2 separate regions of the Homo sapiens genome follow, and region 2 is linked to region 1. A link is an interaction called in ENCODE POLR2A ChIA-PET data of the cell type or tissue named here. Cell type or tissue: HepG2. All regions are shown on one strand. Each heading gives the region's core, and the rest is flanking DNA. Links, peaks and the distances in the headings are about the cores only. Region 1 has its middle 40 kb from the start of NFKBIA. Region 2 overlaps PRORP (protein only RNase P catalytic subunit).

The links. ChIA-PET counts read pairs that join two places held together with the same protein. Peaks named below come from ENCODE experiments on the same cell type or tissue, not always from the same donor. Only the 100,000 strongest peaks of a DNase experiment are listed, where the experiment ranks them.
Region 2: POLR2A ChIA-PET joins it to region 1 with 11 read pairs; 2 of 35 experiments call an interaction of 5 or more read pairs at or near these places.

The regions. Positions count from the first base shown.
Region 1 is chr14:35,359,749-35,370,589 of GRCh38, reverse strand. No RefSeq gene overlaps it. Among named protein-coding and RNA genes, the nearest start is that of NFKBIA, 40 kb to the left of the region's middle. RefSeq lists a cis regulatory region at 583-853, enhancers at 1,497-2,085, 2,086-2,673, 2,674-3,263, 9,603-9,712 and a silencer at 2,918-2,967. In HepG2, for the core only: no CTCF peak of the experiment used is centred there; a DNase peak (open chromatin) is centred at 4,869; H3K4me3 peaks cover 425 bases.
Region 2 is chr14:35,146,189-35,157,029 of GRCh38, reverse strand. All of the region lies in intron 4 of PRORP (protein only RNase P catalytic subunit), which reads right to left. The region is part of intron 4 of PRORP-PSMA6 (PRORP-PSMA6 readthrough); the gene reads right to left. Among named protein-coding and RNA genes, the nearest start is that of PRORP, 29 kb to the right of the region's middle. RefSeq lists an enhancer at 3,644-4,145. In HepG2, for the core only: no CTCF peak of the experiment used is centred there; no DNase peak of the experiment used is centred there.

The DNA.
Region 1 (10,841 bases), core at 1,538-9,537:
GTTAAGTCAGATCCCTTTCACTGTCATCATTTCCTCATCCTCACTGTTAAATTTTTTGCAAAGGCAGTGTCAGCTTCAGGAGGAGGTGGCATTTACTTTTCTTAATATGCCAAGGATTCTGAAAAACCAGTTTTCAACTAAGCCTCTTTGGTCTGAGACTCCAGGCTTTTGGCAAAGAGTTTAGAAAAGCTGCTCAGAGAACGCTGAGTGCCAAGAGAGCAGGGTTAGAGGGAAGGGCGCTGCACCAAGCTGGGATTCCTGGGTTCTGGTCCGGCTCTGCAACTCATGAGCAAGCTCCAACTCCCAGGCCCCTTCCTGGTCTGTGAAATTCAGGTGATTAGAGAACTGGTCAGAAGCTCCCCAACCTCTCCTCTAGCTTGCAAAGTCTAGCTTCCTTTGCGTTGCAGTCCCCGCCCCAACCCGGGCTGTACATCTGGACACCTGGAGGACACAACAGGATTCATCTGACTCATATTACGGTAACAGGATGCGTTTCTTGCTGCTCTCTAGACCTGGAAAAAAACATGAGTGCCAAGCGTGGACCAGTCTGAGACCGTTTCCTGTTTCTCCGAAAGCTGACTGGCTGTCAGCATCCCGGGGCGGTGTGTGCCAGAAAAGGCAGCATCTCCTAGTGAGCCCCGACCTCCGGCCGCCCCTTTTCCTTCTAGGACTGGGTGTGGCCCCTGGGTCCGCTTATTGGCGTCTGGCCCAGGAGCTGAGAAGTGTCATCCCTGCCCTACCAGGAGCTGAGAAGTGTCATCCCTGCCCTACCACGGGTGGAGCTGGTGCGGAAGGAGGGGCCTCCCCGCAGCCCGGCCGCACCTGCAGGGCCCTGTATGCCCAGGTGCCCCCGCACCCGGCTTGGTACAGCGGTGGTCTCAGTCGGATCCATGATGGACATATGATCCCCGGTGCCTCCGGAGGCCCCACCTGGGGAGGAGTGTGCTTGGCACATCCATAGGTCTGAAACGGGAGTTTGCGGCGGGGCCTGCTCCCAGAATGTATTCATTCACACTGCCAGACTCCAGGCCCATCAGTTCCTTCAAATCCACTGAGCTGGGATCTTGCAGGCCCCGAGACCCCAGCATGGAGGGTGGCGTTCATGGAGGCCTTTTTGACGGGATCAGGTGGGGTGAGGAGAGGGTCTGAGATACTTTTTGTGCACATCGCCGGTGTGACGGGCAGGAAGGAGTCCGCTGTCACACGCATGCCGTGGGTATTTGGAGAGAGTTTAATAAAGGAACCGTTTACAAAGGCCAGGGCCCAGCGTGGGGCAGCCACGAGGGTTAGTGCTGGAACCCGGGCGCGCGACAGCTGCCCGGACCCTGCCTGAACCCAGAAGCGACCCAGTGAGAGAAGGAAAGAGGAGCAGCAGCGCGAGCGCAGTGCAGCCCTCAGGTGACCCCGCAACGCCAGTGAAGAGCCCACAGGGAGTCCAGGAAATAAACCCGGACCTCGGCTCACCCTCCGCCGCCCATCTCTGCAGCGTTTTCCCCGGGGCTGAGCCCAACCAGGATCCCACGGGCCAGAGCCGCAGCGCCGCTGTCCCCAAGACGTGGCCAGAGGGACAAATGTCTGGCACAGCTAGCTGATGTTTAAGTGGTTTTCTTTTGTCTTTGCAATTTAGAGATAACCGTATGAAAAATAGCTGTATTCCGATATCTCAAGAGTTAAAAAATCTCACCCCAGCCGCCCTGCCCCTCGCTGGGTTTGCGGGCTTCTTTCTGGCAGAGTCTGGGAGGGCGTCCCCAGGCATTTGCTCTCCTGCCCCCGCGGTCACCCAGGAGGCCTGGGCAGCCCAGCCCCTCTGTCCAGGAAAGCCCCTGGAGTGGGTGCAAGCTCTGAATCACACGTTCCACCCTGACACCCCTTAGAAATTTAAGCTGCCTGTCATTGATCCTTCTCCGGGCCACTTTTGTACACAGTTCCAGCTGAAGAAAGGCACCAGTATCTGCACATTGCTTAAAAATGAGACTATTCACCTCTCTGGGGTGAGGGGAGAAACAAAAGAAAAAGAAATGAGAATAAACGCACTTCGCATCCCAACATCATAAAATATTACAAAGAGTTTTGCTTTTGCAAAATCAAATAAACTACCCACAACTGTACCTACCAAGTAAAAGTGCACCTTTGTTTGTAAGCAGAGGAATGAGGAAAACAGACTGGGGACACTTGGACTCATTTCCAGAGCATAGCTTTAGGGACCAGCCTCAGGGTGGTTGTAAAGATCACATTCAGAACAATGAGCTCTTCCTAGATGTCAAGTCACTATGCGGGACTGCACCTCCAACCCCAAGGCTACCCACTAACCCCAAACCTTGCCCTCTAAAGCTCAGCTGGGAGTGCAATGGGTTAAAATAAGTCAACCCAATGGAGTGCAGGGGCCCGGGGAGCTCCTCAGCCATGTGGAGTCCTGGTTTGCCCCCATGCCAGGCTGCTACAGGCAGGGCCCATTCATCCAAATGAACCCCTGAGCTGCTGGGGCAAGAGGGTGAAAGGAGAAGATGTCCCTCCCAGTTGGTTCCCAGGTTTGAGGGAGAAGCACAGATCCTGCCTCCATCCAGCCCAGAAGAGAAGAAGGGTCCTCCTGGGGAAGAGGTGGCCTGACCCCCATGCAGGGCTGGGAGGAGGCGGGTGAGGGGGCTGTTGTGAAGCTGCAAGTTCCCTTTGCATACCGAAAGCTTCTAGTTGCAGCCGGATGTAGGGGAAAGTGCCGGGGGAGATAAGGGGCCCCATGAGCAGAGCACCCCACCATGGGAAGATAAAAATAGAAATACAGTTCTCCCCACCCCCACCCCAGCCAAAGAAAGTGTGAAAAGCCACTCTGGAATGCCACAGAAGCAGCCATGCAAATTAAACTCATTAAATGAAATAGTACAAGTACAGGGCCTAGCACTAGCTTGCCACATGGTAGGTGCACAGTGAATGTTGCTCCCCTTACACACACACACACACACACACACACACACACACACACACACAGCTGTGTCTGGCCCTACCACAAGCTGAAATGCACATTTACTTGATATATTCATCCGGCTCCTCTTTGAGAGGCATGACCTCGGCTGCCCAAACTTGCAGGCCTCCCCGTAACTGGCCACAGCAATCCCAGCACAGAGCCCCTGGTGTGGAAGGGGCATGACAGGGCAGCCTCAGCCTCAGGTGTCAGCCCTGGTGGGCTGGGTTCCAGGCAAACATTCTGAGGCAAAGTCTCCACGAGGGTGAAGGTTCTCCCAGAGCTGGCCCTTCTGACTCCAGGCACAGGGCCTGGGGCGCCTCGTCACTTCTCCCTCCTTTCTGCCAACCAACCTCCCCCGGCTCCACATTTGCAGACAGGTAGCCAGGCCCCTCCACCTCAGGCTCCCTGCAGGGTGGCCCTGGGATGTCAGGTCTGGGGTGGGCAAGGGGAGGCTGGAAGACAGTCTCCCAGTGACTCAAGCTAGGCTGACCCCTCACTACAGAGGAGTCAACCCCTCCATTTGGATGTGGAGCTTCGGTCTCCTCCACCACACACTTGCACGAAGGGTTGGGAGACTGGGTATGGGGAAGGAAAGGGATAACGCTGAGGGCTGAGCCCTGGGGGGTAGTGCCAACCTGGATTTTGCAACAGAGCAGGCTGAGAGCGAGGACCATGTACAGAGAACCCACTGTGTGCCGGCTCTATGCCAGGCCTTTGCATAGTTTCATTTCATCTTCACCACAAGTTGGTCAGGTAGGTGTTCAAGACCCATTTTATAGATGAAGAGACTGAAGCCCCGTGTTCAAGACCCATTTTACAGATGAAGAGACTGATGCCCACAGAGTTGAATTTAGTTGCCAGAGTCACACAGCTATCTGAGAGGGGTGGCCTCTGGCTCCATTGGAGGTGCTGTGTTTTCTGACTGAGGGTTGGGGCTGGTGTGGATCTGGGTAAAAGGCTGCGGATGGACTTCTGGCTGCAGCCCAAGGAACCATGTGGGGCAAGGCTGGCTCGGTGAGCATGCAGCGCTGTCACAGAGGGGTCGGGACTGTGGGCACCCTGCTGGCCAGTGGAGGGCTGTGGAAGAGGTTTGCACAGGCCTCGCTGTCCCCGAGGTCACCAGGCCTTCTCCCCTGGAGTAAGTGGGGGTCCCCAAGCCTTAGACTCCAGCGTGGGTGATGACTTCTTTCTGCCTTCCCAGTTGATGCCCTTGGAAAAGCCCCTGACTCCATCATGGGCCACAGAGTGCTGTGTAATTTCCTCTGTGGGTCAGCCCTCCACTGAAGGCTGTGACGGGGACATGACTCAGGCCTTGGCCTGCCACCGACAAGCCACCAGCTGCATGGATCCCAGCTGACTCGGTGGACACAGAAGCGGCGCCTGCTGGTTTCTGCCATTTATGCTTCATCCTACACTAGGAGAGGTGCGCCCGCCGAGGGGATGGGCCAGGCAGATTGTGGGTCACACTGGACCCACAGCATGTCAGGAACTGGGACCAGTTCTCGGTCATCGCTGGGGAGAACCGTGACTGAGACAGACCCTCCGCCAGGTCTGGAGCAAGTCAGCCAGGATCCTCCAGGCTCAAGAATCTCAGTGGCACCAGCAAGCTATTGGAGCTGGGCCTGCTCTCCCCATCTACTCCCAAGTAAGAACATTTTCCATCTTCCCACAGGAAGTGACCCACAAGTGAATTTGCTCTTTTTGGAGAAAGGTGCTTTGCTTAGATAATTAAAAAAAAAAAGAAACCAAACCCATTCAGTGGTTACTTCAAGCTGCCTTCCAGGAATTCACCATGGATATACAGGGCCTTGAAAGGCCTCAGCTGACAGCAGGTCTTTGGAAAACAAGAAAGGTCATCTTTGGATCCCTTGTTCTGAGCTGACAGTGGCCTCCCCCTCAGGGTGGGGAAGCACAGGCCAGGGCACCAGTCATACTTCTGGGCAATTCGAAGTCATGTGTTCTGTGTCACCAAGGCCGTGACTCACCCCTGTGCTTGCCGAAGCTCATTCACAAAGGGGTGAAACTGCTCTACAAGCACTTTTCTGAGTGAGGCTGCCCACCTCCCAGAGGGGAAAACGGGCCCCACGGGAGGTGGGCCTGGCCCTCCCGGGTTCAAGCCGTCCAGGCAGGGGCCCCTCAGGGCCAGGACCAGGAGAGTTCAGTTCTGTGTCCCCACCCCTTAGGACTTCAATAAATTCTGTTAGATGAATGAACCAACAGCAGAAGAAATGAAGTGAAGCTGGCACAAAACCCTAAAGCTCCTCCTTTCGATGTAGACGTTCCCTGTGTTCTTGCTCCTCGGGGAAGAGGAGAGATGCTTGTGTGACCCATGGGAGGGAGGCTGGACCTCCTCAGAGTGAGCCAACAGCGGCTGAGGGCACAGAAGTCACATGCCCAGGGCCGGCTCTCCCTCCACATCCCTCTAAGAAGGTGGGAGCTGTCCTGGAATCCTTTGAGGGGGTAGGGCCACTCAGTGTCCGGGCTATTTCTGGAATTACAAACAGCTCATGTTGGTTGAGATCCTCAAAGGAGTTTCATTTATTTATTTATTTTTTTATTTATTGAGACAGAGTCTCACTATGTTGCCCAGGATGGTCTCGAACTCTTGGCTTCAAGTGATCCTCCCACCTCAGCCTCCCAAAGTGCTGGGATTACAGGCATGAGCCACTATGCCTGGCTCAAAATAGTTTTTTATTTCTTTTTAATCTTTATTCATTTATTTTTTGAGACAGAGTCTTGCTCTGTCATCCAGGCTGGAGTGCAGTGGTGCGATCTTGGCTCATTGCAACCTCTGCCTCCAGAGTTCAAACGACTCTTGTGCCTCAGCCTTCTGAGTAGCTAGGACTATGGTGGTGCGCCATCATACCTGGCTTTTTTTTTTTTTTTTTTTCTGGAGACAGAATCTGTAGCTGGGATTTTAGGCATCTGTCTCCACACCCAGCTAATTTTTGTATTTTTAGTAGAGACAGGGTTTCACCATGTTGGCCAGGATGGTCTCAAACTCCTGGCCTCAAGTGATCTGCCCACCTCGGCCTCCCAAAGTGCTAGGATAACAGGTGTGAGCCACCACACCCAGCCAAAAGAGTTTTTTTTTTTTTAAATTATTGTTATTATTATTGTGCTCCTTAAAACAACAAAGGCCAGGTGACAGATGCTAAGAGCCCAGTCTAGACTGGTGCAGTCAGGCCGGGAGGAGTGAGCAGCCACTTGTGGGCCTCGGTCAGGCTGTCCTGACAGAGAGGACAGAGTAGGTGGCTATCCATGCTGCAGGTTCCGCCACCCTACAGCATCTCCTCCCTGCCTGGGAATCCCATGTTTAGTTGCTCCTGTAGGTTGGACAGCCATGATTGGGGCAGCTGCCACCCAGAGATTGTGGGGACAGTTCTGGGCTTGCCTAAGGGCTCTGGAGTCTGGAATCTGGACCACATAGTACAGCAAGAGAAACAGCACACAGCTCATCCTTGAGCGTATCTAATATATCAAAATGATTCCAGAATTAATGAGACCTCCTGGGTACCTAGTACCTAAAGGCTTAACTGGGATAGCACTCCACCCCACCCCCCATCCCACCTGCCCCACCTCTCGCAAGACATATTCAGTCCTCCATAGAGACACCTCCCTTAATGCTAAGGAGTTCACTCAGCTCAGACTTCTGGAGTGGGGAAACGGAGGCTTTCTCCATCCAGACTCATCATCCTGGAATTCTTTATTTCTCTCTCCTGATTGCGGTTTTTTTTTCTATATTCCCTATTTTTTCACTTTTTCTTTTTCACAGTCTTTTTTTTCTTGAAATATTTCTCCTTTTCTTTCTTTGTCTTCTCCTTAGTAAATCAAATTGCCTAATTGTCAACCTGGCAGGTGGGGACTGGAACCCAGGGAGGATGTGGCACCGGACAGAGGCTTCCAATGGAGGCAACAGCTTGGTCCACCCACATGGCGGCAGATCCACGCATCTCCCTGGACCTTCCGTGTCTGAGCGTCCATCTGGGAGCCTCCACCAAGGGGCATGAGAGAACAGAAGCGGAGGAAGACCCTGAGAGTTGGCTTCCTAAGAGAGAAAAGGGTAACGAGAATGACATAAGAGTTTTGTTAGGCTGATCACACTAATGGCCAAAACACTGAAGCTGAGTGGGTCAGCGATGCAGCAGGCATTAGTGCCAGCTGGAGAATACAAGTTTGCCCTGCACTTAGGGCCGCACCATCCATGTGGCAGGATTTCTCACTCCTGGGGCCTTCCACAGACGTGCATTTTACCATATTCTCTAACCATAAACAAACGAAAACTCTCGTGGCATACAGCTTTCAAAGACCATTGTCTCGAAAAGGAAATTGGGACTGCATTTTCCCACAAGTTCAAGGAGTTTTGATTACTCAGAACGCCCTCTCGACATTCTTGTGAACATTTGAGAAATTCCCACTGCCTCCTGTTGCCCTCAGTGCAGGAAGCCAGGGATATGCACACTCAGACAAGCGCTTCTGGGCTCACAGCAACTGCACAAACCATTGCATAACTGCAAGCAGGGTGCGTGTGTGTGTGTGCAAGTGTGTGTGTGCGTGCGTGCACGTGTGTGCATGCATGTCTGCGTTGTGTCCATATGCGTGTGCGTGTGTGTGCATGTGTCCGTGTGCGTGCATGTGTACATGCGTGCGTGCCTGTGCGTGTGTGCGCGTGTGTGTGCGCGCGCGCGTGTGTGTGTGTTACTTTGCTTGATAATGAAAGGAAATGCAAATAAAGAAATACTGGCTTCTGGTAAATTTATGCCTAAAAGATTACTTCATTCCAAATCTTTCTGGACTACACACCTCCTCAAAATTCCTCCCCAATTTTTTTTCCAGGAGCTTATTTCCCAGAGTGGTGTTCCAGGATTGCTGCAGGACATGTGACAATGGAATTACTTCTATGAGAGCCCGATTTTGGGGCTCAAAGTTGTCCTCAAGCCCAGAGATGGATGCAGGGACTCTCCAAGGTAGAAGGGCCTTCTGGCTACCAGCCACCCATGCAAAGTGAAACTCCAGGCACGAAAAAGACATGGGGAGTCTTGGCAAATACTGAAGCCACTGCTGGAAAAGAAGGAAGGCCCCATGTGAGCCTGCCCTCACCATTCCATGGAGACAGATGAGCCCGTGGGAAGCTGAATGTGCTAGGGGAGATCTTTGTGCCCTGCTAACCAGTGGCCTGCCAGAAGCCCAAAAAGTGCCAGGAGGGAGCAGCGACAGGAAAGCAGAGAATTCTGGAAAATAAGGTTTCCCAGCATCATCTGCCTGGGTGAATGTCGTTGGCAGGTAGACATCTGTCTCAATTTCTAAAGAATGATCTGATTTTCTAAAAAAGGAGAAAGAAGGGAAGGAGGGAAGAAGGAAGGAAGGGAAAAAAAGGGAAAAGTAAAGAAAAAATAAAAGAACTCCGGGCGCAGTGGCTCACGCCTGTAATCCTAGAACTTTGGGAGGCTGAGGTGGGCAGATCACCTGAGGTCAGGAATTTGAGACCAGCCTGACCAACATGGTGAAACCCCATCTCTACTAAAAATACAAAAAAAATTAGCTGGCTGTGGTGGCGCGTGCCTGTAATCCCAGCTACTCGGGAGGCTGAGGCAGGAGACTCGCTTGAACCCGGGAGGCGGAGGTTGCGGTGAGCCGAGATTGCACCATTGCACTCCAGCCTGGGTGACAAGAGCAAAACTGCATCTCAAAAGAAAAAAAAAAGAAAGAAAAAATAAAAGAAAAGGAGATATAAAAGTTCTAGATCTGTGCTGTTCACTGCCCACATAATGCTAGTGAGCACCGAAATGTGGATGGTCTGAAACGGGATTCACTGTAAATGTAAAATAGACACTGGGTTTCAAAGGCTCAGTGAGGAAAAGGGACTGTAAAATAAGTAACAGTCATTGTCATCAATTACATGTTGAAATAATCTTTTAATTATTTTTTATTAAACAAAATAGATTAGAATTCATTTCACCTGTTTTTATTTTTCATTTTTTGAGAGGGAGTCTCACTCTCACCCAGGCTGGAGTGCAGTAGCATGATCTGGGCTCACTGCAACCTCTGCCTCCTGGGTTCAGGTGATTCTACTGCCTCAGCCTCCCCAGTAGCTGAGATTACAGGCGCCTGCCACCACACCTGGCTAATTTTTGTATTTTACTAGAGACTGGGTTTTACCATGTTGGTCAGGCTGGTCTCGAACTCCTGACCTCAGGTGATCCACCCATCTCAGACTCCCAAAGTGCTGGGATTATAGGCGTGAGCCACTGTGCCTGGCCCGTTTCACCTATTTTTAAAATGTGGCCACTAGAACGCTGCCAGCTCCATCTGCACCTGCCCTCTATTTACAAGGCAGGGCCGTCTCAGGTGGTAACTTTGGGATGACAGCCCTGGTCCCAGCCCCGCTTCAACTTCCCACCAAATCATGAAGGTCTCTTGCTCAGCCCCTTTCCCGGAACGGGGCTGGAAGTAAACTAGCCCAGGTGTGTGGGTATCTAGACTTTTGGGTTCTCCAGATAAAATCCAAGCATCTCCCTGAAAAACCCTTTTGTTTTTTTTTTTAAAATAGAGATGAGGTCTCCCTATGTTGCCCAGGCTGGTCTTAAATTCCTGGCCTCAAGTGATTCACCTGGCTCAGCCTCGCAAAGTGCTGGGATTACAGGTGTGAGCCATCATGCCTGGCCCTGTTTTGCTGTTTAAGCAGCTATTTTCTGAGTGCTGCTTGACCTTTTAAAATCCTGCACTTCATATAAAGGTACAAAGGGGCTTTCTTGCACTCACTTGAGGTAGTCATATGGGTGGCTATGTGATAGAAAGGGAAACTTTGAATAGGATGTATGAGTTGTGGGAGGGTTTTCGTTAGGCATCAATGGAGACTGAGTCCTGGATAGACACTGTTCAAGTTTGAATCCAGGTTCACTGGTCCTTAGGAGACTTTTTAAAGTGGTGCTACAGAACATCACAGCAACAGTCACAGAACAGTTTTTCTTTTTCTTTTTCTTTTTCTTTTTTTTTTTTTTTTTTTGAGACAGGGTCTCGCTCAGTTGTCCAGGCTGGAATGCAGTGAGGTGATCTCAGCTCACTGCAACTTCTGCCCCCAAGGCTCATGCGTTCCTCACATGTCAGCCTCCTGAGTAGCTGGAACTGAGAACATTTTTTCCATCAGGTGTTTAGCCTCACAGACCTGTGTGTGTGTGTGTGTGTGTGTGTGTGTGTGTGTGTGTGTATTCACACACAAACACATTGTATTAGTCCATTCCCACATTGCTATAAAGAACTACCTGAGGCTGGGCATGGTGGCTCACACCTGTAATCCCAGCACTTTGGGAGGCCAAGGCGAGCAGATCACCTGAGGACAGGAGTTCGAGACCAGCCTGGCCAACATGGTGAAACCCGTCTCTACTAAAAATACAAAAGTTAGCCGGGCATGGTGGCAGATGCCTGTAATCCCAGCTACTCGGGAGGCTGAGGCAGGAGACTCACTTGAACCTGGGAGGTGGAGGTTGCAGTGAGCCAAGATCGCACCACAGCACTCCAGCCTGGGCAACAGAGTGAATGCGACTCCATCTAAAAAAAAGAAGAAGAAGAACTACCTGAGACTGGGTAATTTATGAAGAAAAGAGGTTTAATTAACTCTCAGGCTTAACAAGAAGCATGACTGGGAGGCCTCAGGAAACTTACAATCATGGTGGAAGGTGAAGGGGAATCAAGCACCTTCTTCACATGGTGGCAGGAGAAAGAGAGAGAGAGAAGGGGGAAGCGCCACGCACTTTCAAACCGTCAGATTTCAGATAGAACTCACTATCACGAGAACAGCAAGGGGGAAATCCACCCCCATGATCCAATCACCTCCCACCAGGCTCCTCTGTGACACGTGGGGATTACAATTCAACATGAGATT
Region 2 (10,841 bases), core at 1,146-9,145, 210 kb after region 1:
GAGCCGAGATGGAGCCACTGCACTCCCGCCTGGGCGACAGAGCAAGATTCCGTCTCAAAAAAAAAAAAAAGAAAAGAAAAAAGAAAAAAATGAACTACCATTATTAGGGCAAGAAATATTGACAACGACTACAAAAAAAGGTATTAATTTATGATAGGAACTTTCACCTAAGTCTAATGATTCCTAAGCATCTACTCTGCGAATAAGTTCTTTTCATTTCCCACTGACATTGTATCTGGGGACACTGTACCTTGATATGGCCTTATCATATTTTCTTGAAAAACACCCTCTGCCTATTTTTCTCATTTTGGAGAATTTTACAGGTTAAATAATCAAGATAAGCATTTATACTGCATGAATCTGCAAAGGAACTACAGTATTTTTATTGATATGACAGAATGCACTTTTGCCATTAGTGGTTTTTCAGTCAGCTTGCAAAGAATCACACTGTTAAAGCAGTGATCAGCCTAGAGAGAAGCCTGCTTTTGAGACAACCTGAGTTATCTGCTAATTCAAAACATCTGAACAAAAATATTCCTGGCACAAATGCAGTGAACTCATTACAAAAACAAAAACAAAAACAAAAATAAAACACCTATGTTTAAATTAGCCCTGTAGGTAGCTCAATCCATATGCATTCCACCCTTCCAATTTTAAGTCTCTGAAAGAAAAGCCAGCACTCTTTTAAACACAGGAAATCACATTTTACTTCTCTGCAGCTGCTTCATAACCAAGGAAAATGCAAAAGCAAAGAGGAAATGTGCCGGAGATCTTATTAACAAAGAGTGGAAATCCCCACACTCCACATCTCCCAGTTAGCACTGTTGGGGACATAGGCTCTCAGGTTCATATTTCCCTTTGTGAAATGCCTAACCACACCAGAATTAATCTGCAGTTGCCACCTATGATAAAAGCAGGGGTTGTGCACACTGGAGTATTCCACATTGCCTCTTCAGCTATAGCTTTTACCACACAATGGATTAACTTGTACAGGATTTTTTCAAACTCCTCCCCTAACCCAGAAAAAAAATGTTAATAACCTCTTTGCAAAGCAAAAACAATGCAGTACAGTAGGAAACCTTTATAGAATTGACTCTGAATCTAAATTAGTTGTTCTACTCTATTAAGAAATTTTATCTTGTGCGTTTCAAAAATGGAAAAAGAAACGTGCAAATGACATGACAATTTTCAGCATTTAAAAAGTATAATTTGCTTTAAGAAGGGGACTTTCATTCTCTATAGTGGTATTTCTGAACTGTTTATATCCTTTCTAATGAATATATACTATTTATATTATAATGAATATATAATATGTTTACTTGAGGAAATCTTTACTATAGGAAGATTAGGAAGATGTTGCTTCTGCATGAAAATCACTAAGAAAGCACTGTTTTATAATCTCCCTTTTCATAACTTCTATCCTGAAAGCATATGTGTATTTGTCAGCTTTTTTTTTTTTTTTTTTTTTTAAATAGACACCAGGTCTCGCTATGTTGCCCAGGCTTGTCTTAAACTCCTGGGCTCAAGCAATCCTCCCACCTCAGCTTCCCGAAGTGCTGGGATTACAGTTGTGAGCCACCACAGCTGGCCCTTTGTTAGCTTATAAAAAAAGATTTTCAAGATGAAAATCTTAAACATATATAAAAGTAGACAGAATAGTATAATAAATCCCCATGAACCCATAAACTAGCTTTATCATCTCATGACCAATCTTGTTTCATATATAACTCCATCTATTCCATCCCCTATTTCCCAGTTATTTTTGAAGCATATCTCAGACATCACATCATTTAATCCATAAATATTTCAGTGTTTAGCTCTGAATCTAAAGAGTTTGGGTCAGGCATGGTGGCTCACGCCTGTAATCCCAGCACTTTGGGAGGCCAAAATGGGAAATCACTTGAGCCCACGAGTTCGAGACCAGCCTGGGCAACATGGTGAAACCCCCTCTCTACAAAAAGTACAAAACTTAGCTGATGTGGTGGCAGGCACCTGTAGTCCTAGCTACTCAGGAGGCTGAGGTGGGATGATCACCTGAGCCCGGGAGGTTGAGGCTGTGGTGAGCTGTGATTGTGCCACTGCACTCCAGCCTGGGTAACAGATTGAGACCCTGCCTCAAAAAAAAAAGAGTTTTAACTCACTAGCATTATTAACCCTAAATAAAAATCAACAAAAATGTCTTAATAACTCCAATAACTGGTGTTCAGATTCCTCTGATTGTTCAAATCAGGAACTAAGGGCCCAATATGATCCATACACTGCAAATGGTTGCTTTATCTCAAATTGCTTTTATCTATAGATCATTGCTCCATCTCTTTTTTTTTTTTTTGGCAATTCATTTATTGGAAGAAACTGGGTTGTCTTGCAGTTTCCCACAGATGGTATTTGGTAATTGTACCCTTGAGGTGTAATTTAACATATTCCTCTGCCCCCTGTATTTCCAGTAAATTAGTAGTGAGCTCTAGATGCTTGATCAGATTCATGCATCTAGATTCAGGTTTGATATTTTCACATACCAAATCCTTAACTCTCCTATTTACTATTTCTTAAAATCTTGAAGAACCACGAGCCAAATTTCAACCTATAGCTAAAAAGTAGTGCTGGTTAATAAGGAGGTGTCATGTGCTCTGCTCAAGACATAACAACTTGGAATTTCTCCCTTTAGATATTAAGGAAAGGAGAAAGGTAGACTAAAGAGCTTCACATCATCAAAACCTCAACAACGATTTGATGCTGCCTTCCTTCCCTCCCAAACTGACACTGTGCTACATACAGACTCTGCACTTTTAATTCACCTAAATCACAACTTCCTGTTCTACTGTGCACTGTCTTTGGGGCTCCACTCTCATCTCTGTTCCCACTAGGAAAAGCTGACCTTATCTAACTTTTCTTAACACATAACTATGTGTTATGTGTTAGTTAGAAAGCCTTAACATTGCAGAGCTGGAGTGGGCTTTGGAGATCATCTGGTCCAACTGTCTCTGTTTAAAGACCAGGAAAAAGAACGAAAGTGCTGAAGTAACTTTTCCAAGGTTATTATAAAGATATATGTTAAGTTAGTTAATATTTATAAAGTACTCATAACAGTGACTAGCTTATAATAACCCTTATATAAACATTTGCTTTTTAAAAAGCAAGTTAAAATTAGTTAAGAAACAGAATTAGTACTTGAGTGAGGACCTCTTAAATTTCTCTAAGAACACAAATAATACTCCCTTCTACTTTGCAGTTTGGGGGAATAATGCACTCTACATATACCAAAATGTTCCAGATAACTGAGGCATGTTCCTTTAAACAACCAATTTTATTTCGTTTTAATCTTTTAAAGTCAAGATAATCCAAGATGGAAACTGTTGTCAGAAATATAGTATACAGTTTCCTTCATCAAATGAAGAACACTGAACACTATCTTATTAAACTTCTCAGTGACCCTTTCATTATGAACACAGGGAAGCTTAATGAATAGAACTCATATTTGGGAATCAGACAGATGTGCATTCAAATCTTAATTCTGTTACTTACAAACCTTGCTTGGCAAGTCACTTAACCTCTCTGAGGTTTAGCAAAAAAGGGGAGGCTGCCTTCCTTGTAGGATTGTCACAAAAATTAGAGATCCCTCTCTCCCCACGGTCTCCCTCTCCCTCTCTTTCCACCGTCTCCCTCTGATGCGGAGCTGAAGCTGGACTGTACTGCTGCCATCTCGGCTCACTGCAACCTCCCTGCCTGATTCTCCTGCCTTAGCCTCCCAAGTGCCTACAATTGCAGGCGCGCACCGCCACGCCTGACTGGTTTTTGTATTTTTTTGGTGGAGACGGGGTTTCGCTGTGTTGGCCGGGCTGGTCTCCAACTCCTAACCGCGAGTGATCCGCCAGCCTCGGCCTCCCGAGGTGCCGGGATTGAGACGGAGTCTCGCTCACTCAGTGCTCAATGTTGCCCAGGCTGGAGTGCAGTGGCGTGATCTCGGCTAGCTACAACCTCCACCTCCCAGCCGCCTGCCTTGGCCTCCCAAAGTGCCGAGATTACAGCCTCTGCCCGGCCGCCACCCCGTCTGGGAAGTGAGGAGCGTCTCTGCCTGGCCGCCCATCGTCTGGGATGCGAGGAGCCCCTCTGCCCGGCTGCCCAGTCTGGGAAGTGAGGAGCGCCTCTTCCCAGCCGCCATCCCGTCTAGGAAATGAGGATAGTCTCTGTCCGGCCGCCCACCGTCTGAGATGTGGGGAGCGCCTCTGCTCCGCCTCCCCGTCTGGGATGTGAGGAGCGCCTCTGCCCGGCCGCCACCCCGTCTGGGAGGTGAGGAGCGTCTCTGCCCGGCCGACCCGTCTGAGAAGTGAGGAGCCCCTCCGCCCGGCAGCCGCCCCGTCTGGGAAGTGAGGAGCGTCTCCGCCAGGCAGCCGCCCTGTCTGGGAGGGAGGCGGAGGTGGGGGGGTCAGCCCCCGCCCGGCCAGCCGCCCCGTCCGGGAGGGAGGTGGGGGGCGCCTCCACCCGGCCGCTGCCCCATCCGGGAGGTGGGAGGCACCTCTGCCTGGCCGCCCCTTCTGGGAAGTGAGGAGCCCCTCTGCCCGGCCACCATCCCGTCTGGGAGGTGTACCCAACAGCTCATTGAGAACGGGCCATGATGATGATGGCGGTTTTGTGGAATAGAAAAGGGGGAAAGGTGGGGAAAAGATAGAGAAATCAGATTGTTGCTGTGTCTGTGTAGAAAGAAGCAGACATGGGAGACTTCATTTTGTTCTGTACTAAGAAAAATTCTTCTGCCTTGGGATGCTGTTGATCTATGACCTTATCCCCAACCCTGTGCTCTCTGAAACATGTGCTGTGTCCACTCAGGGTTGAATGGATTAAGGGCGGTGCAAGATGTGCTTTGTTAAACAGATGCTTGAAGGCAGCATGCTCGTTGAGAGTCATCACCACTCCCTAATCTCAAGTACCCAGGGACACAGACACTGCGGAGGGCCGCAGGGTCCTCTGCCTAGGAAAACCGGAGACCTTTGTTCACTTGTTTATCTGCTGACCTTCCCTCCACTATTGTCCTATGACCCTGCCAAATCCCCCTCTGCGAGAAACACCCAAGAATGATCAATAAAAAAAAAAAAAAAAAGATGGATTAACAAAAAAAAAAGAAGAAAAAAAATTAGAGATAACTGATACAAAGATCCTAGCACAAAGATCTTAGCCTGACACTAAGAATTCAGTAAATGGTAACTATTATTCATTTATTCAACAAATTGAGCATCTTTATGTAAAGCACTATTCTGAGTTATGAGGATACAACAGTGTTCTAAACAGGCATTTAAAAATCCCTACCCTTGTGGTGCTTTCACTCTATACAGAGAAAAGATATATAGTAAAAGCTCTGTGTGTGTGTGTGTGTGTGTGTGTGTGTGTGTGTGTGTATGTGTGTGTGTAGCATGTCAGATAAGTGCTATGGAGAAAAATAAAGCAGAGATGGAAAATAGGGAGTGCTGGCAGATTAGAATGGGGATATGAAGGAAAGAGGGGAATCAAGGATGATTCTGACCTTTTTGACCTGAATAGCTAGAAGGAAAAAGTTGTATTTACTGAGATAGGGAAGACTATACATGTGTATAAAGATCGGGAGTTTGGTTCAGTGGTGATCAGAGGCCTTATTCTCAACATCTCAGCTGCTGCTCTTTCACACTGGTAGTTTTCTCTTCCTTCAGAAGTAAGCTGTCTGTCTTCAGCACCAGTATTACTGTTTCTAATCTAGTATCTTATTTACATTATTCTATTCTCTAAGAAGACCAAATGAAAAAGCAATAAAATCGATACATTTAAGCAATAGCTATAGAAAAACTAAATCAAAAATCCTAGGCAGAATCTTTTAAGAAAAATAACACTAAAAGTGTATCACTCTGGGACGTACCTCACTTCCAAATACTGTTTCTAAAAATTCACTTAGTAGATGATTATAAAGAACTCACAACACTTTTCCCATAAATAAAAATTAATTTAAAAATGGCTTGGTTTCCAAGCCAAATGATGCAATGGGTTATAGTATAACAGTAATAATGCCAACCTGAATCTGAGAGAGAAAAGATCACTCGCTGTAAGAAAGATAAGACTCTCTTGCCCTTAGCACAAGAAAAGTCAAGTATCTCCTTTGCACACTCCCACCTTGTTTCAACCTCCTAAAGGTGACTTTATCCCTCTGTCTCTAGCACACTACTCCACACAAAACTTTCCATTTGAGCACCCCCCTCAGATCAGCCCCTCAAAACGTTCTCTATGAAAAATCACCAACCCAACTCTAAAACAGCAGCAGCCAAACACCCATAGCCACACATAATTTTCATTTCCTTGTAAAGCCAAACTCAGCTAGGCTTTAGGAGGAAAGTACACTGCTTCAAGCTAAATCTCATAAAAAAGCCTGGATCCCAGCTGGTAGAATTTCAGTCAAGTGTTACATAAAAGAAAAAGAATGAAGAAATAAGGAAAACATTTGACATTGGGAAGGCCACTGCTAGGAGTGACCTGCTTGTCCTTTTAACTTTTTAACCTTCCTAAAATTCTGAATTCATTGATTTTTCTAGAAGCTTTACATTTTTGGCCAGAATTCTTGCACCGACATACCTGAATGGTAATTGTTTTAGGGCACCAGAAACCGTGCTGCTGTAAGACAGTAAACTTAATCAATAAATGTTGTGTGACTTCTGATTGCTCCACCAACAGCCATTTCCCCATCTTTCTCCCTCTGTTCAGGCCTCCCTATTACCTGAGACACAACAATACTGAAATTAGGCCAATTAATAATTCTACGATGGCCTCTAGGTGTTCAAGTGAAAGGAAGAGTCTCCGGTCTTACACTTTAAATCAAAAGCTTGAAATCACTGAGCTTAGTGAGGAAGGCATGTCAAAAGCTAAGACAGGGCTGGGCATGGTGGCTCACGCCTGTAATCCCAACATTTTGGGAGGCCGAGGCAGGCGGATCACTTGAGGCCAGAAGTTCCAGACCAGCCTGGGAAACATGGCGACACCCCATCTCTACTAAAAATTAGCCGGTGTGGTGACACATGCCTGTAATCCCCAGCTACTCGGGAGGCTGAGGCATGAGGATTGCTCAACTGAACCTGGGAGGCAGAGGTTGCAGTGAACTGAGATTATGCCGCTGCACTCCAGCCTGGGTGATAGAGTGAGACTCTGTCTCCCCGCCTTAAAAAACAAAACAAAACAAAACAAAAAAGCTAAGATAGGCCAAAAGCTAGGTACCAAACTTTGCAAATGCAAAGTTCTCGAAAGAAATCAGAAGTGCTACTTCAGTGAACAAATAAATGATAAGAAAGCAAAATAGCCTTATTGCTGATATGAAGAAAGTTTTGGTGGTCTGGATGAAACATCAAACCAGCCACAACATTCTCTTAAGCCAAAGCAAGACCTGAATGCTTCAATTCCACAAAGGCTGACAGAGGTGATGAAGCCGTAGAAGAAAAGTTGGAGGCCAGCAGAATTTGGCTCAAGAGGTTTAAGAAAATAAGCAATCCCCATAACATAAAAATGCAAGGTGCCAGTCATGGTTGCTCACACCTGTAATCACAGTACTTTGGGAGGCTGAAGCAAGAGGATCACTTGAGGTCAGGCGTTCGAGACCAGTCTGGGCAACATAGCAAGATCCTATCTCTACAAAAAATTTAAAAATGATCCAGGTATGGTGGTATGCCTGTAGTCCTAGCTACTTGGGAGGCCTAGATGGGAGGATTACTTGAGCACAGGAGTTCGAGGCCCCAGTGGACTATGATCATAGCACCACACTCCAGCCTGGATGACAGAATGAGACACTGTATTAAAAAAAAAAATTAGGCCGGGCGCGGTGGCTCACGCTTGTAATCCCAGCACTTTGGGAGGCCGAGGCGGGCGGATCACGAGGTCAGGAGATCGAGACCATCCTGGCTAACACGGTGAAACCCCATCTCTACTAAAAATACAAAAAAATTAGCCGGGCGTGGTGGCGGGCGCCTGTTGTCCCAGCTACTCGGGAGGCTGAGGCAGGAGAATGGCGTGAACCTGGGAGGCGGAGCTTGCAGTGAGCCGAGATTGCGCCACTGCACTCCCACCTGGGCCACAGAGCGAGACTCCGTCTCAAAAAAAAAAAAAAAAAAAAAAAAATTAAAAAGTGCAACATGTAGGCTGCTGGGAGGTTATGGGCACAGACTGGTGGAACCAACACAAAAAACAAAAAAAGTGCAAGGTGAAGCAGCAAGTACTCATGTAGAAGCTGCAGCAAGCTATCCAGAAGATCTAAGATCACTGATGAAGGTGGCTACACTAAGCAACAGATTTTCCGTGGAGACAAAACAGCCCCTTCTATTGGAAGAAGATGCCATCTAGAATTTTCATAGCTAGAGAGAAGTCAATGCTTGACTTCAAAACTTCAAGGGACAGGCTGACTCTCTTGTTATGGGCTAATACAGCTGGTGACTTTATTGAAGTCAATGCCCGTTTACCATTCCAAAAATCTTAGAGTCCTTAACAATTATGCTGAATCTCCTCTGCCTATGCTCTATCAATGGAACAAAGCCTGGCTAACAGCACATCTGTCTACAGCATGGTTTACTGAATATTTCAAGCCCACTGTGGAGACCTACTGCTCCAAAAAAAAGACTCTTCAAAATATTATTGCTCAGTGACAATGCACTTAGTCACCCAAGAGCTCTTATGGAGATGTATAAGGAGATGAAAGTTGTTTTCATGTCTACCAACACAACATCCATTCTAAAGCCCATGGATAAAAGAGTAAATTCGACTTTCTAGTCTTATTATTTGAAAAACATGTTTTGTAAGGCTATAGCTGTCATAGACAGTGATTGCTCTGAAGGATTTGGGCAAAGTCAACGGAAAACTTTCTGGAAAGGATTCACCGATCTACATGCCACTAAGAACATTTGTGATTCATGGAAAGAGGTTGAAATATCAACAGTAACAGGTTTGGAAGAAGTTGACACCAACCCTCATGGATGACTCGGAGGGATTCAAAATTTCAGTGGAAGAAGGAACTGCAGATATGGTGGAAATAGCAAGAGAACTAGAATTAGAAGTGGAGCCTGAAGATGTGACTGAATTGCTTCAATCACAAAATAAAACTTGGATTAGGAATTTCTTCTTATGGATTAGCAAAGAAAGTGGTTTCTTGAAATAAAACTCACTCCTAGTAGACACGTTGTAAATATTGTTAAAATGATAACAAAGAATTTAGAATATTACGTAAACTTAGTTGACAAGGCAGCAGCAGGATTTCAGAGGATTGACTCCAATTTTGAAAAAAGTTCTAATGTGGTAAAATGCTTTCAAAAAGCACTGCATGCTGCAGAAAAATATTTTGTGATAAGAAGAGTCAATTTATGTGGCAAACTTCATTATTGTCTTATTTTAAGAAATTGCCACACAGTGGCTCATGCCTGTAATCCCAGCATGTTGGGAGGCTGAGGTGGGTGGATCGTTTGAGCCCAGGAGTTCAAGACCAGCCTGGGCAATGTGGCAAAACCCCAGCTCGACAAAAAATTAGAAAAAATTAGCTAGACATGGTCATGTGAGCTTGTAGTTGTAGCTACTCAGGAGGCTGAGGTGGGAGGATCATGTGAGCCTGAGAAGTGGAGGCTACAGTAAGCCATGATCTTGCCAGTGCACTCCAGCCTGGGTGACAGAGTGAGACCCTGTCTCAAAAAAATAAAGAAATTGTCATAGCTATCCCAGCCTTCAACAAACACCACCACTTTGATCAGTCAGCAGCCACCAACATCAAGGCAAGACTTGCCATCAGCAAAAAGATTACAACTTGCTGAAGGCTCAGATGACCACCAGCATATTTTTTAGCAATAAGGTATTTTTAAATTAAGGTATCTATATATATTTTTTTAGACATAATGCTATTGCACACTTAATAGTCTACAGCATAGTGGAAAGATAAGTTTTGTTGTTGTTTAGAGGCAGAGTCTCACTCTGTCTCCCAGGCTGGAGTTCAGTGGCACAATCACAACTCATTGTAACCTTGAACTCCTGGGCTTGAGTGATCCTACAAACTCAGCCTTCCAAAGTAGCTAGGACTACAGGTACACACCACCAAGCCGAGCTAACTAAAAAAAAAATTTTTTTGTAGAGATGGGATCTCACTATGTTCCCCGGGCTGGTGTCGAACTCCTGGCCTCAAGCAATGTTCCTGCCTGGGCCCCAAAGCACTGGGATTACAAGTGTGAGCCACCATATCCAGCCATGGAAAGATAACTTTTATACGACCTGGGTAACCAAAAAATTTGTGTGACTCACTTTATTGCAATATTTACGATAAAGCTTAGAACCAAACTTGCAATGTCTTCAAGGTATGCCTGTACTTTAAAACACATGGTTTAAAACTATATTTTGCAGATAATTAAATTTCTTTCTCAGATTTTTAAAAAATCACTAAACCCACAAAGTTTTCCATTTACCACACAACATTTATTTAAATCTGGGGAAAAAAACCCACAGTTCATTTTAGAGATGACAAGATCTTCAAACCCAGAGAAAAGAGAAGGTTCTGGAGACTGTGATAAAGAGCTCAGTTCACATCTTTCAGTTTGTAACCAAATAAAGAAAAAAAAATCCCTAAAGACCTAAATTAGATAAGTTCTTATACTGACATTTCATTAGGGTCATATGTCCTGTCTTAAATTTGTATTTAGAGAAACACCTCTTTGTCAATAAACTGAAGAGATACTATCAAGCAGGACAAATGATTTGCTTTAAACTTAACCCTAAAAACTCAATTAAATGTACCACGGGCAATTTGCCTGCCTTTTTTTCTTTTCCAGAAAGGAGAATCCTAAATCATTAAAGCTTTATTTAAAAACTTCTAA